Linked DNA regions of Homo sapiens: region 2 is linked to region 1. Evidence: chromatin loops called from intact Hi-C (ENCODE). Cell type or tissue: GM12878. All regions are shown on one strand.

What was found. Peaks named below come from ENCODE experiments on the same cell type or tissue, not always from the same donor. Only the 100,000 strongest peaks of a DNase experiment are listed, where the experiment ranks them.
Region 2: a loop joins it to region 1, with 2.8 times the contacts of the local background. A loop is called at or near these places in 2 of 110 quality-filtered maps.

What each region holds. Positions count from the first base shown.
Region 1 is chr10:89,801,730-89,809,729 of GRCh38, reverse strand. No RefSeq gene overlaps it. Among named protein-coding and RNA genes, the nearest start is that of LINC00865, 24 kb to the left of the region's middle. In GM12878, no CTCF peak of the experiment used is centred here; a DNase peak (open chromatin) is centred at 3,939.
Region 2 is chr10:89,925,103-89,933,102 of GRCh38, reverse strand. The region is part of intron 3 of LINC01375 (long intergenic non-protein coding RNA 1375); the gene reads left to right. Among named protein-coding and RNA genes, the nearest start is that of LINC01375, 28 kb to the left of the region's middle. In GM12878, no CTCF peak of the experiment used is centred here; DNase peaks (open chromatin) are centred at 3,522 and 3,952.

The DNA.
Region 1 (8,000 bases):
TTTGGAGGTAGAGAATAATTAATAAACCAGTGTCCACATTCCTAAGCATTGTCCATTAACTCAATCAGCTCTTTCTTTTTCTGGCTTTAGATAATTAAGAATAATGTGTCTTCAGTCCTGTGGCTTGAAAGGTTGTAGCTGATCCAAATAGTAGGCCTCCTGCAAAGAACTGCTCTGTTCCCTGTAATCTGTGTTACAGCAAGTATTTTATAAAAGGTTATGTGTGAAATCCCTTCCCCTCCAAGTTGAGTCCAATTCCCCATTCTTGATGGTTGCCTAGTGAGAAAGTGTCACTTTCTGCTCAGGCAAGAAGAAATGAACCAATATTCATTGAGAACCATCTATGCGTTAGGACCTGTCATAGCTATTTTAAAAGCCCAATCTCCCTTCATCCTCAAATCAAACCTAGAAAGAAGGAATGTACAATTCCTTTTTACAAATGAGGAACTCAATGCGCAGAGCATTCAAGGCTACACAGTTAAAAGATGTGAGCAGAGCTCCAACCCCTAGAAACAGTCTGCACTGACTAAGCAACAGCTTCTCCTCCACCGGGCATGCTCTGAGTCTCCCCACAGGGTCCCAGCACCTTGCTCATGTTCAGTTTAATTAACATGAAGCAGGAAAGGGGGTATATCTTTAAAACCCAGTCTCAGTCACAGGAACTCTCAGGATCTCTCACTTCCTCTGAGCAGCATCTGGATTCTCAGACAGCTGGACAGCATGCAGGCACTCTCTCCACTTTGTCTCCCAGAAGCAGCTCATTTTTATCCTGCTGGTTTCTGACTCTGGTAGGGACTCAATACTGCCTTTCTCATGGGCAATCTTCCTCTTGCCAATGCCAGGCTCCTCTCATCAGTCCCAGCTGCCCTCCTAGCTATTTCGGCTGCTGGGCATTTCCAGGGGGTTCTGAAATATTTCCTTGGCACCTGAGGTTATTTCCTTAAAGAGTCCCCCACCCATTATTCCCCTGCTTTTGATAAATAAGGCTTATGAAGAAAGGGTGCTTCTTTATAAACTGACTGATGTATGGAGAAGTAGGTTGGTCTGCCTGTGGTTCTCAAGCTATATATTGTTCACTGGGGTCCTAGAGCTTACCCAGGAATAAGCCTATACCAACCCACAAAACACCACATCCACAAGCTTTCCCTAGTTTTTCTGTATGGCAGGCTTTTGGTCCTCCAACTCTGAAACTTAGGGTTTACTAACATCGCCTCCAAGGAGCTCATTCTCCTCCAGCCAAACTCAAATACCAACTAAGGAACCTGGAAAAAGTCTCCATGTCCTCTTGCGATGTTTCGTATTCCTCTTCCCCATAGAGCTGAGGTATAGTGCAAATGGCCTTTCCAAGAGGAGCCCTGCGTGCCCTCTTACTATCCCCAGTAGAAAACATAAACCTTTTTTTTGAGAACATGTCTCTCTGTCACCCAGGCTGGCGTGCAATGGGGTGATCCTGGCTCACTGCAGCCTTCCCCTCAGGTTTAGGTGATCCTCCCACCTCAGCCTCCTGAGTAGCTGGAACCACGGGCGCACACCGCGAAGTCTGGCTAACTTTTAAAATGTCTGGTCAAGACAAGGTCTCACTATGTTGCCCAGGCTGGACTCAAACTCCTGGGCTCAAGCGATACACCCACCTCGACCTCCCAAAGTGCTGGGATTGCAGGCACCAGCCACTGCGCCTGGCCAAAAAACCTAAATCTTAATTATAACCATGATTATAATAAAAATAAAATGTAAGTACAAGCCCTTTATTTCAACAGTCTCTTTTCAGTGCAGGCTAGGTCCTGGACTCTATAATCTGATAGGGAGCAGAGATTGTCAGGTTTTTATATTTTAAGGGCCATGGAGAAGAAAGGCAGAAAACATCTCCATTGGCAAAATAGAGGAAAAACAAGTAGTTTGGATCTCTTGGTTTTGGATAGTTTACTCTCTGTGATGACATATTAAGGTTGGAGGCTAGATGTCAAACCTAATTCTTAATTTAAACATTGTTCAAATTTCTAAAATGCATCCCAGCCTCTCCTCCCAAAATGAGGAGAAACCATGACATCAAATTACATCTGCTGTAAATTATCTGCTGTTCTTTTTAACTTGGGTGTATTTGATTCAAGCTGATTGCTTGTGTTAGCAGAAGATGCCTCAAAGTATATTTGATCTGTAAGTTGTTTCCTGAGCTACATCATCTGCTGTCTTTGACAGCAATGTCTTATTTCAGATAGCATCCAATTAAGAGCAAAGCCCCACTCCCTTGAACTTGCCTCAAATCACTCACAAGCCCAATACCTGTTAAGTCCACTCTACAGCATTTCTTTCCTCTGCCGTGTTTCTCCATGGTGTTCATTCTCCCTCACTGTAAGTCAATAAATCCAATTCTGTTTGGCTTCAGGTGTGTTCCTGGTGGCTGCCCACTGAAGGCACTGATGGAGTGAATGAGTAAATAAGTTCCAGAAACAACTCTGCTGCTCAGTAACACTAAATCCTTGAATAAACCACCCTTCTATAAAAGAAATCACTCTCCTTTTTTGGGCACCATTTATCATCCAAAAAATAGAATAGCAGATGTGACTTGGATAATCATAAATAGTCTACATGCAAGCATAACATTCACTTTATTTTTATAAATATTTTGATTTCTCTTTTACAAGTACTCGTTCATTCTTAGCAATGACAAAACTAAATATAAGCCAATGTGGAAAACTCTGCCCAGCCTAGTAATTCTCCTTCTATCATTTCAAGTTTAAATGTCATTTTCTTCAGTATTGTCATCCTTGTTATGAGTCACCATGCAGTCCCAAGTTTTCCACTTGACCCACCTGAGCCCTAACCATTTGTTTATAAACGTCCAGGAAACCTTATACTTCACTACAGTGCCACGAGTCTATAGTGTTGTGGAGAAAAATCCAAATATCTGGAGGCACGGAGGTGATAGAGCATTATTCATCAGATTCTTGTTTGTTCCTCTGCTAATTGTCTCTCACTCAACGAGCTGTCATGGATGACCTCCAGAGGCAGCCCTGTTTCCTCCCCTATCAAAGTCAGAGTATCCCGGCTTGCCCCACGGACAGCACAGGCCTCTGGCAGTGGTAACGGGACAAGACAGTCCCCACTCTCTACTCACTTTACAGCTCATTCTGGGACTGACACAAGCTCATGTGTCTCCACTATGGGCTGCAGTGGAGATGCAGTTGTTCCCTTTTCTCCCTCTTGCATCTTCTCAAGTGCACCCCTCTGCAGTCCTCCATGCTCAGTACTCACAAGGTTCCAGGTGCCAGGCAGAATCAATCCAAACCTCCAAATTCATGCACAGCCTCGTGGCAGATTCCCTTGGGCCCCTGCCAGGTCCAGGTCCCCTGATCCCCTCAGAAAAGGGAAAAGGAGAGAGAGACTAGAGGCCTGTGCTCACCTCAGAAGGCCCCTCGCTTCCTCCTGGCACTCTTCATACCTTCTTTTCTAGCCCGCAGAAAAGATGATCCAGCTCAATTTCCCTCAGGCATCATTGCCTGCTGCTCTCCACAAAGAATAACCCCTGAGATAATGAGGTAGAATCCTAGGGTTTCACAGAGTCCATTCTGAAAATTCAGTTTCTTCTTCCTCCACTAAAGAATTTTTACATCATAACATAAAATGAGCCTTGAGACTTCCTGAAGTGACACTGCTCAGTGCCCAGCTTTCTTCTCACAGCCAGAGACAGGAACTAGCCTCCTCATAGGGCTTGATCTAGACTCAACTCCATATGGAAGCATCATTGGCAACTTGGAGCTGGGGTGTGAGTGGAGCTGAGGTGTGAGTGTGAGTGGGATTGGGCCATGTAAATAGTAACAATCATCACACAGACATTTTCTCAGTCTTTTCTCCTTCCTTTAGTTCTGTATGTGACTGTGTGAGAGTCTCTGTGGGGGGTGTGTGTGTGTGGGTGTATAGTCAGTTATATAGTGATTGCAGAGGTTTCAACCTCCATGAAGTGCTGTGATGCTGAGGTTAGTTTCATCCTCTTCTGCTCTTAAGAGAGAGACTGAAGTAACACTAACATAGGAAAGAGAAAGGAATGAATAGCTCTTCTTTCCTTTCACGTATAGAATTGAAAAAATGAGTCATATTCGTCAAGTAAAATCTGCTAGCACAGCTGTGGTTTAAAAGTGAGAAAAGCGGGACTGCCATGGAGATAAAGCAGGTCTTAGATGGTTAACAGGGAGAGAACAAGGAATTGATTAGTTTTAGCATGAGAAACATTGAACAAAACACAGAGTAAAGCCTGGCTATAAAAGTGGGTTCATAAATAAATGTAAAGATTTTCTCTATTAATTAACTCTAAGGGGAAAAGCACTGATGTGTGTTAATCTGTGGCTCTAATGCTGTTCAGTAGAGGGTTGTTTTTAATAGGGTAAACCTGGGAAACCTAGATGACCAAAAAATGTGGCGGGGTAAATAAACTATATAGTACATCTCTATGATGGAAGAGTACATAGTTATTAAAGACTATGTGGGAATACATGTAATAAAATGGAAAAATAATCACTATTTATTGTTAAATTAAAATGTAAGCTGCAAACTGGTATGTACATTTGCTTCTATTTTTGTTGAAGGAAAAAATACATATTCAGGTATAGGAAAAGTTTCAAGAGGATATACCTTAAATGTTTTACTTCTCTTCTGCCCCCCTGGTGAGGTAGGATTACAGATTACTTTCTTTTACTTTTTAAAAAATTAATATATATTTAAATTTCTATAATTAATATATTATTTTGTAATACATGAAAAAATAAAAATTTTTAAATTTTTTTCAGCTCTATTGAGGTATAATTGGAAAATTAAAATTGTACATGTACTTATTTAAGGTGCACAATATGATGTTTTGATACACAAAAACATAGCGAAGTTTACTACAACCAAGCTAATTAACATATCCATCATCTCACATAGTTACCTTTCTTCTTTTTTTCTAGTGAAAACAATTATCTACTCTCTTAGGAAATTTCAAGGACACAATACAATATTATTAAGTATAGTCACCACACTGTATATAGGTCTTTAGAATTTATTCATCCTGCATACCTGAAATTTTGTATCCTTTGACCAACATTTCCCCAATCCCCTCTGCTCCATCGCCTGCCCTTGTAACCCACCATTCTACTCTGTAACTGTAAGAGTTCAACTTTTTTATATTTCACTTATAAGTGAGATCATATGATATTTGTCTTTTTGTGTCTGGCTTATTTCACTTAGTATAATGTCCTTCAAGTTCATCCATGTTGTCACAAATGACAAGATTTCCTTCTTTTTTAAGGATGAATACATTCTTAATAAATAGTGTCTGTATGTGTGTGTATACATATACAGGTATATCTTGTTTTATTGTGCATTGCTTTATTGTGCTTCACAGATACTGCATTTTTTTACAAATTGAAGATTTGTGGCAACCATGAGTTGAGGAAATTTATTGGCAACATTTTCCAAGCAGCATATGCTCACTTCATGTCTCTATGTCACGTTTTGGCAATTCTCACGATATTTCAAACCTCTTCATTATTATTATAATATCTGTTGTGCTAATCTGTGATCAGTGATCTTTGATGTTACTGTTGCTTTTATTTTGGGGCGACACAAACTACATCCACATAAGACGGTGAAGTTAGTCAATAAATGTTGTATGCATTCTGACTGCTCCACCAACTGACCGTTACTCCATCTCTCTCCCTCTCCTCAGACCTCCCTATTCCCTGAGATACATCAATATTGAAATTAGGCCAATTAATAAAATTACAATGGCCTATAAGTGTTCAAGTGAAAGGGAGAGACACACATCTCTCACTTTAAATCAAAAGGTAGAAATGGTTAAGCTTAGTGAGGAAGGCATGTCAAAAGTCCAGATAGGCCAAAATATAGATCTCTTGGGCTATATTTAGTTAGCTAAGTTGTGAATGTAAAGGAAAAGTAGTTTAAGGAAATTAAAAGTGCTACTCTAGTGAACACACAAATAAGAAAGTGAAACAGCCTTATTGCACATATGAAGAAAGCTTTAGTGTTCTAGATAGCAGATCAAACCATCCACAACTCTCCCTTAAACTAAACCCTAATCCAGAGCAAGAACTTAACTCTCTTCAATTCTGTGAAGGCTAAGAGAGGTAAGGATGGTTCAGAAGAAAAGTTTGAAGGTAGCTGAAGTTAGTTCATGAGACTTAAAGAAAAAGTTATCTCCCTAACGTAAAAATAAAAGGTGAAGCAGCAAGTCCTGACATGGGAGCTCAGCAGGTTATCCCGAAGATCTAGTTAAGATAATTGAAGATGTCTACACTAAACAACATATTATCAATATAGATGAAACCGCCTTCTATTGGAAGAAGATGCCATCTAGGACTTTCACAGCTAGAGAGGAGAAGACAATTCCTGGCTTCAAAGCTTCAAAGGAAAGACTGACTTTCTTGTTAGAGGCTAATGCAGCTGGTGACTTTAAGTTGAATCCAGTGCTCATTTATCATTCTGAAAATCCTAGTGCCCTTAAACCTACATTATGCTAAACCTGCTCTGCCTCTATAAATGGGATAACAAAGCCTGGATAATGGCTCACCTGTTTACAGCATGGTTTACTGAATATTTTAAGCTAACCATCGTGACCTGCTTCTCAGAAAAAAGATTCATGTCAACATATTACTGTTCATTGACAATGCACCTGGTCACCCAAGAGTTCTGGCAGAGATGTACAAAAAGACTAATGTTGTTTTTGTGCCTGCTAGCAAAACATCCGTTCTGCAGCCCATGGATAAAAGAGTAATTTTGACTTTCAAGTCTTAATATTTAAGAAATACATTTAGTAAGATTGCAGGTGCCCCAAATGGTGATTCCTCTAATGGGTCTGGGCAAAGTAAATTGAAAACATTCTAGAAAAGATTCACCATTCTAAATGACATTAAGAATATTCACAGCTGGGTGCAGTGGTTCACGCCTGCAATCCTAGCACTTTGGAAGGCCAAGGTGGGCAGATAACTTGCGCTTAGGTGTTTGGGAGCAGCCTGGGCAACATGGTGAAACCCCTTCTCTACAAAAGATACAAAAATTAGCTGGGTGTGGTTGTGTGTGCCTGTAGTCACAGCTACTCAGGAGGCTGAGGTGGGAGGATCACCTGAGCCTGGGAGGTTGAGGTTGCAGTGAGCTGAGATCATGCCACTGCACTCCAGCACCAGCAACAGAGTGCGACCCTGTCTCAAAATAACAATAATAATAATTTTCATGATTCATTGGAGGAGGTCAAAATACCAAAATAAATGAGTTTGAAAGAAGTAAATTCCCACCCTCATGGATCATCTTGACAGGTTCAAGACTTCAGTGGAGAAAGTAACTGCAGATGTGGCAGAAATAGCAAGAGAACTAGAATTAAAAGTGGGTCCTGAAGATGTGACTGAATTGCTACAATCTCATGATAAAATTTAAACAGAGAAAGAGTTACCTCTTATGAATAAGCAAAGAAAGCAATTTATCGAGATAAAATCTACTCCTGGTAAAGATGCCAGGAACATTGTTAAAGTGACAGCACAGGATTTAGAATATTACATAAACTTAGTCAATGAAGCAAGCAGCTGGTTTGGAGAGGATTGACTTCAATTTGGGAAGCAGTTTTGTAGGTATAATACTATTAAGCAGTATTGCATGCTACAGGGAAATCTTTCATGAAGGAAGAGTCAACTGATGCAGTAGAATTCATCACTGTCTTATTTTAAGAAATTTCCACAGCCACCACAACCTTCAGCAATCACCACCCTGATCTATCAGCAACCATCAAAATCCAGGCAAGACCCTCCACCAGCAAAGAAATGACAACTCATTGAAGGCTCAGATAATCATTAGCAATTTTTGGCAATAAATTATTTTAATTAGAGTATACACATTTTTTTGACATAATGCTGCTGTATATTTAATATACTACAGTATAGTGTAAACATAATTTTTATATGCACTGGGAAAATGAAAAATTTGTATAACTTTTTTTATTACAATATTCACCTCTTGTG
Region 2 (8,000 bases), 120 kb before region 1:
TCAATGCCATCCCCATCAACCTACCAATGGCTTTCTTCATAGAATTGGAAAAAACTACTTTAAAGTTCATATGGAACCAAAAAGAGCCCACATTGCCAAGACAATCCCAAGCCAAAAGAACAAAGCTGGAGGCATCACGCTACCTGACTTCAAATTATACTACAAGGCTACAGTAACCAAAACAGCATGGTACTGGTACCAAAACAGAGATATAGACCAATGGAACAGAACAGAGCCCTCAGAAATAATACCACACATCTACAACCATCTGATCTTTGACAAACCTGACAAAAACAAGCAATGGGGAAAGGATTCCCTATTTAATAAATGGTGCTGGGAAAACTGGCTAGACATATGTAGAATGCTGAAATTGGATCCCTTCCTTACGCCTTATACAAAAATTAATTCAAGATGAATCAAAGACTTAAATGTTAGACCTAAAACCATAAAAACCCTAGAAGAAATCCTAGGCAATACCATTCAGGACATAGGCATGGGCAAGGACTTCATGTCTAAAACACCAAAAGCAATGGCAACAAAAGGCAAAATTGACAAATGGGATTTAATTAAACTAAAGAGCTTCTGCACAGCAAAAGAAACTACCATCAGAGTGAACAGGCAACCTACAGAATGGGAGAAAATTTTTACAATCTACTCATCTGATAAAGGGCTAATATCCAGAATCTGCAAAGAACTTAAACAAATTTACAAGAAAAAAATCAAACAACCCCATCAAAAAGTGGGCGAAGGATGTGAACAGACACTTCTCAAAAGAAGACATTTATGCAGCCAAAAGACACATGAAAAAATGCTCATCATCACTGGCCATCAGAGAAATGCAAATCAAAACCACAATGAGATATCATCTCACACCAGTTAGAATGGCAATCATTAAAAAGTCAGGAAACAACAGGTGCTGGAGAGGATGTGGAGAAATGGGAAAACTTTTACACTGTTGGTGGGACTGTAAACTAGTTCAACCATTGTGGAAGACAGTGTGGCGATTCCTCAAGGATCTAGAACTAGAAATGCCATTTGACCCAGCCATCCCATTACTGGCTATATACCCAAAGGATTATAAATCATGCTGCTATAAAGACACATGCACACGTATGTTTATTGCGGCACTATTCACAATAGCAAAGACTTGGAACCAACCCAAATGTCCATCAATGATAGACTGGATTAAGAAAATGTGGCACATATACACCATGGAATACTATGCAGCCATAAAAAAGGATGAGTTCATGTCCTTTGTAGGGACATGGGTGAAACTGGAAACCATCATTCTGAGCAAACTATCACTAGGACCGAAAACCAAATACCGCATGTTCTCACTCATAGGTGGGAATTGAACAATGAGAACACTTGGACACAGGATGGGGAACATCACACACTGGGGCCTGTCGTGGGGTGGGGAGATGGGGGAGGGATAGCATCAGGAGATATACCTAATGTAAATGACGAGTTAATGGGTGCAGCACACCAACATGGCACATGTATACATATGTAACAAACCTGCATGTTGTGTACATGTACCCTAGAACTTAAAGTATAATAAAAAAATTCTAAAAAAATCAAAATGGGAAAATACATATATACAAGGATATGCAGTGAATATTTTCTTAAATAACAACAAAGTTAGAAACTTCCTTAATGCTAGAAAATAAGGGATTGTTATATAAAGTATGGAGCAATCATAAAATTGAATACAGTGCAGCCATTACAAATAATGATGCAGAGATATACCTATTAATGTAGAAAGAATTTTTTATTACTAAGTGAAAAAAGTTAGTTCCACTTGCTTAGGATGCTCATACTTTTGTTATGTGTGTGAGTGTTTATAGACACATTCACACAGAACACAACAGAAAAATGTATACAAAATTAATACAACCTTATGTACAAGGTAGAAAGAGTGGTTTTGTCCATTCAGACTGCTGTATCAAAGTACCAGAGACCGGGTGGCTAATAAACAGCAGGAATTTATTTTGGAAGCCCAAGATCAGGGTTCCAGAAGGATCAGATTCTTGGTGACGGTCCTCTTCTGAGTTGCATCCTGCCATCTTCTTGCTGTGTCCTCACATGGTGGAAGGAGAGAGAGAACGCACTCTGGACTCTGTTTTATAAGGACACTAATTCCATTCAGGAGGGCCTCACCCCCAAGACCTAATTACCTCCCAAAGTCTCCACTTTCTTAATACCATCACATTAGGGGTTATGATTTCAACACATAAATTTACTGGGTGGTGGGGAAGGGGGTGGGCACACAAATACTTAGTCCATAACATTCTGCCCCAACCCTCCAAAAATCATGTCCTTCTTGCATGCAAAATATATTTATCCCATCCCAGCAACTGCAAAAGTGTTCTAGCATCAACTCTAAAGTCTAAAATCCAATTTCCCACCCAAATCTCATCTAAATCAGATATGGGTGAAACTCAATGTATGACTTATTTTGAGGCAAAATTCCTCTCCAGCTGTGAGCTTGTGAAATTAAACAAGTTTTGTGCTTCCAAAATACAGTGGTGGGACAGGCATAGGCAAGACATTTCCATTCCAAAAGAGAGAAATAGGAAAGAAGGAAGGGGTGATGGGTTCCAAGCAAGTCCAAACCTAGCAAGGCAAATTGCATGAGATTTTAAAGCTTAAGACTAATCCTCTTTGGTGCCATACTCTGCTCTCCAACCCCTCTTGGGAAGAAGTTCTGCCTATCAGAGAGACTGGGGTGACAACATTAGGGGACACACTGCCCACACCCTGGCTCTTTGCAGCAGCCCTCCCCATGCCATTACTGTTTGTCACACTTAAAGCGTTCTGCACCTCTGCCCCCACAGCTCAGCTGGGTGTTGGTTCCTACCCTTTGAAATTGAGGTGGAAGCAGCCCTGCCCCCTGGCACAGGAATTACTTTTCCTTTTGCTATTCTGTATTTTCTAATTTTTCATCAATGCATACAAATTTCTCATGTAATGAAAATTTTAATATTTAAGACACATTAGAAATAACAAAAGGATAGCTAGTTTCCTCAGAAAAGTTCTAAGAAAGAATTCCTTTCATCAGTGAATGAAAAGTAAATGAATTCTTATCAGGAAAAACGTTTTCTTTTACTACTTCCCTGAAAAGCAGAAAGGTTTGGAAAACACTGATATGTCTGATGAGGATCGCTGACCACTTTCTGTCTTGTTCAGCCATTTATTAAATAGCCCACTTGATCCATTCAACCACTGATCCTACAGCAGTGGAGAGGTCATGCTGAGGCTGAAGGCTGTGTGGCTATGTTGTCTTCCGGGGCACCACTGATCAGTGGGTCAGAACTGTGTTGGACAAGCTTGTATCGAGTTGGCACATTCCAGGGAATGCTTCTCAGTGTGAATAATCTCAAAGTTTGCTTTGTTATGATACCCAAAAGTGATACAACCCTGGGAAAACTTCTACTTACTAGAATTTATCCCAAACTACAAGAGATGCAGACAACTAATTGGTTGATTTATAACGAGAAACCCAGCCAAGCAGAGCAGAACGCTGCAGTCATTAGAACAGTACATGCTTCCCCTTAGACACATTATATAACAGGGCAAGTGACAGGGTTAGACAAGAGTTTCAGAAAGCAAATTCTGACAGCTATGCAGGATAAATTAGAGCGGTGTCCATATGTCCCAGTTTGCCTGGGTCCTTGTTGATGCCTGCTTTCTAAATGTAATGTTTAATAATATCCTGTTCCACTCTCAAAAGTGTCCTGGTTTCGTTGACAAATTATATGTCATCCTAATTGGAGAAGACAGTAGTGGGACCTGGGAAATGAGTTGCTAGAAGACCATTAAAAAATCCACTGAAGAAACAATGAGAGCCTAAACCTATGCTGCAGAAGTGAAAATAGAAAGAAAGAGATGAATTGGTGTGAAGCAAAATCTAGGTGGTAGAACATCAGTGATTGCTCTTTGCGGAGGAATGCCCCTCTGACCAAGTTCAGAACCTCTGGTAGGGGATCAGCTTGCAACCAAAAACTAGTCAATGTGGGGATTCCAAAGCCCAGAGCATCCTGTGGGATCAGCTGAGGTCTTTGCTGTGACTCTATTTCAACTCAACTTCTCCACAGACCCGTCCTGCTTCCTTCACTCCTAAGAGATGTTGACTCCAAGAGCAATCCCCATTTAACCTTCTGCACACACATCTCTCTCTTAGAGTCTGCTTCCTGGGGAACCTGACCTACAACTGCCATCATGTTAGAACAAAAATAGGACATAATTTGGTCCCTTTTCATTATGAAAATGAATTATGATAGGTGTTTAAGAGTACCTGGTGACAGAAAATGTTCAGAAAATGTTAAGAACAATATATCATAATGTGTACATCATTTCCAGTGCTAGATTTGGCATCTGACTGCCAACCAGATGAGTCTGAGCAAGATAAACAATACAAAAGTAGAGGCGGCCACATTTATTTTCTCGTCTAATTCTGAAAAAAAATCATACCATATAGCTCCATCAAAATGATCCAAACTGAACAACACTTATGAACTGTAACTCCCAGTAAGTATATTTCTATTTGAGCACTAAAATACTCAAAATGCTATGTCCCACTGCCTCATCTTTGCAGTTTCAGGATAGGGTTTCAAATGCCACTGTCAGAAATACAAAGAGATGAGAATTGGTTTTACCTCAGTCATTCAAAAATGAATGCACTGCTATAAATGCCTGATACAAACTGCTCCACAAACTTAAAATGGAATTATAATCACATCACTTTTATTTATCCAATTAATCTCTGGAGCTCCACCCTCACTATCATCACCACTAACCACCTGACCCCACCTCCTTTACTCAGAGAAGAAAAACTTAGGGATACCCTCCTCTTCTTGAATTGAAACAAGTCTAGCTAAACTGCCTATCCCACCAAGGTGAAATGGGGACTCCAAGGAGTCCATGATGCTTTTGCTTCTCTCTCCCATGGGATCACTGATAGAAACAGATCTGAAATCATCCTGACAGAGGCTATCATGCAAATAAAAAATCAACAGTGTCAAAGCCTCATTCAATTCATTAATGAGTAAGCTGGTTACAAGGTCATCTGAGAAATGTGGGATGCTTGGGATTTGACATTTTGAATGTTAGAATAAGGCCCTAGGTTGGATACAAAACTGGTAATGTCCTAGAGCTGGGGTACCCAACACTGCCCCCCGACCTTGGCCACAGATGGATACTGATCCATGGCCTATTGGCCACCAGGCTGCACAGCAGGAGGTGAACAGTGAATGAGCCAGCATTACCACCTGAGCTCCACCTCCTGTCAGATCAGCGGCAGCATTAGATTCTCATAGGAGCATGAACCCTATTATGAACTGCACATGCAAGAGATCTAGACCGCATGCTCCTTAGGAGAATCTAACTCATACCTGATGATCTGAGGTGGCACTGTTTCATCCCAAAAACATTCCTCCTTCCCTTATCCACGGAAAAATTGTCTTCCACAAAACCAGTCTCTGGTGCCAAAAAGGTCGGGGATGGCTGTCCTACAGGGTATCATCACATAACCTCTAGGGTTACCTTTTCTACAAGACAAACCCATTTGAATCTGTACCAAACAAAACATATACCAATGAAAGTAAAATTTCACAGAATCTGGGCCTTAACTGGTAGAAGATTAGCAAATTAAAACAAAGTCTACTCCCCTAGATAATGAAGTAACCTTGGGTGGCCCTCCTAAGCAATGCTCTAACATAACATTGAAAGACCATGCTTTCCTCTCTTTAAATCCGAGTTTCAGACATTTGTCAATAGGTGTGTGGCTGACCCAGAGCCCTGCACAAACCGCACAGATTCACAGGCATGAAAATCCAGCCCCTTAGGGCTGACCTCAGTCCAGAGAACCCCATGCTCAGGATCCCAAATTCTTAACAGCTCATCTTTTCCTCTTTACATTCCCATCCCCATTCAGAGAACCAGCGCACCCAAGGAACATTGTGTCAGGATTAGTTCTAGCATCACATCTCATAAACCTGGAACCTTTGCCTTTTGATCCTCCCAAAAATTAATCCAAGGAAGCGAGTCGCTTTTCTTTTCAACTCAAAAGATCAGGCTACTCCATTTCCCTGGATAATAGAGCTATATGTGCTACATTGACTCCTGTTGGAAGCTTCCCATCAGTCAGGGTTAGTCACCTCTTCCCTTCTTGTGTGTGGGGTGGAGTGTGGCTGCCATTAGTGATTCCAAAATGATTTTCCTGGCACCCCTCCCACTAGAAAGAAAAGGGAAAAAACTAATCTCTTGAGGCATATGCTGCCCTCTGATTCTTCATTAGCATATAAGGGACCAAGAAAGAGAAATGCAAAGCCAAAGGAGAAAGGACTTCTGGGCCAGCAAGACTTACTTGTAACTGAAGTGATCAATACACACTACAAACTTCCTGAATTCACCAAACCTCCCTAATGCTGCTATGATGTGTCTGATACATGTTCATTTCTGGGTAACTACCCTCTAACATACATATGTTGAGTTTAAGTTTCTAGAAGTCAATTATGTTTTTTTCAAAATATTTAAATTAAGTGATTTAATTACTCAGTAAACCGATGAAATATGAGTGTTAAAAATAGTTGTTTCTATTGAATTTAAAGTTTTGGAAAAACTAAAAAAGTTGATTGGGATGAAAGTAAACTGCTATCAAATTAAGTGCAAATAAGAAAAGCCTGAAGCGAGGGGGAAATCACAAAAATCTGGGAAAACTCTGCCCTCAGATTGCTTTATAAGTCACCTTAAATGATTGTAACGCACACATCCCTGGAAGTCGTAAAGATTACATAATGGGTATAATTTATGAAATCCAAACTAAGAATCAATGAAAATGTGATATGGTGGTTCTATATCAAAAGATTAGTGGATGAATTTACATCGAAAACTATTAATTTTTAAAAATGTAAGTGTGTATGCATCATTTTAAACCATTTTTTAGTTTAGCCAATTCTGTTGTTTAATCCACCATCTTCTGCTTTTAATCTCTGCAGAGTAGAGGGGATAGAATGGGTCAAACCAAACAGGATCTTTAGTCACCTGTGGAAAAAGACAAGGAAGAGCATCAGAGCCCACCGTGAGCAGTGCTAGTCTGAGCAATGTCCAGGGGAAAACGTTTTATCATGGCTCAAAGATGTATCTGATGGGTCCTATGACCAAGGGTACCCTCACGTAGGAAATGGACACAACAGTCCGTTAAGCTTGATGCCATTTCATTTTGAAATCAAACAGCCAATCCTCCAGATTCTGATTTCACAACTGCAGGTAAACTGCTCATGTAGGCCTACAAGAATACTGTGCGCATGCTAACATAAATGTTCTGCTCAGTGAGGATTGTAATTCCCATTGTGGATTAATAAATTGTACATTAAACCCATGTAAGCTTTGCTACACTGAGTCAACATCACTGAGCCAAATCAACTCTGGTACACTGAGACCTCAGTTTTTGAAACTGAAATACTGTAAGCCAGTCTCTAGGACACTAGTGAATTTACCAAGGTAAATGTCATAGTGTGAATACCCATATGGGCAACCTGCTAGTCCTCTTGTTTTGATGTGCCGAGTATAACTGTGCCCTTTCCATTTAGAAACATCTGCATTATTCTTTCTCTCTGTGTACCTCTCTCTCTCTCTGTTTCTATCTCTCTCTCTCTCACACACACACACACACTCCAAATAGTTTCATCTAAATACATCTTTCTTCCTTAACCTAGATCACATTTAGTTTTGCCACTCCTAGGGTTTATTTCACACTGAGCTTTGTGTTGCACTCATAGCAACACTTATACAATCCCCCGATCCCCTGCATAATCATGAGCTACTCACAGGCACATCTAGGTTTCATACATCTTTCCCATCCCTCATTCCATTGAGCACCATAGCCTAAACATGAAGATCTGAATGCAGTGAAGTCGGTCCTAGAAATAGTTTATTTTTTTCTCCTCTATGCTTATAATTCCATGAATAATGGAAATTAGGAGAAAAGGAATATGAAA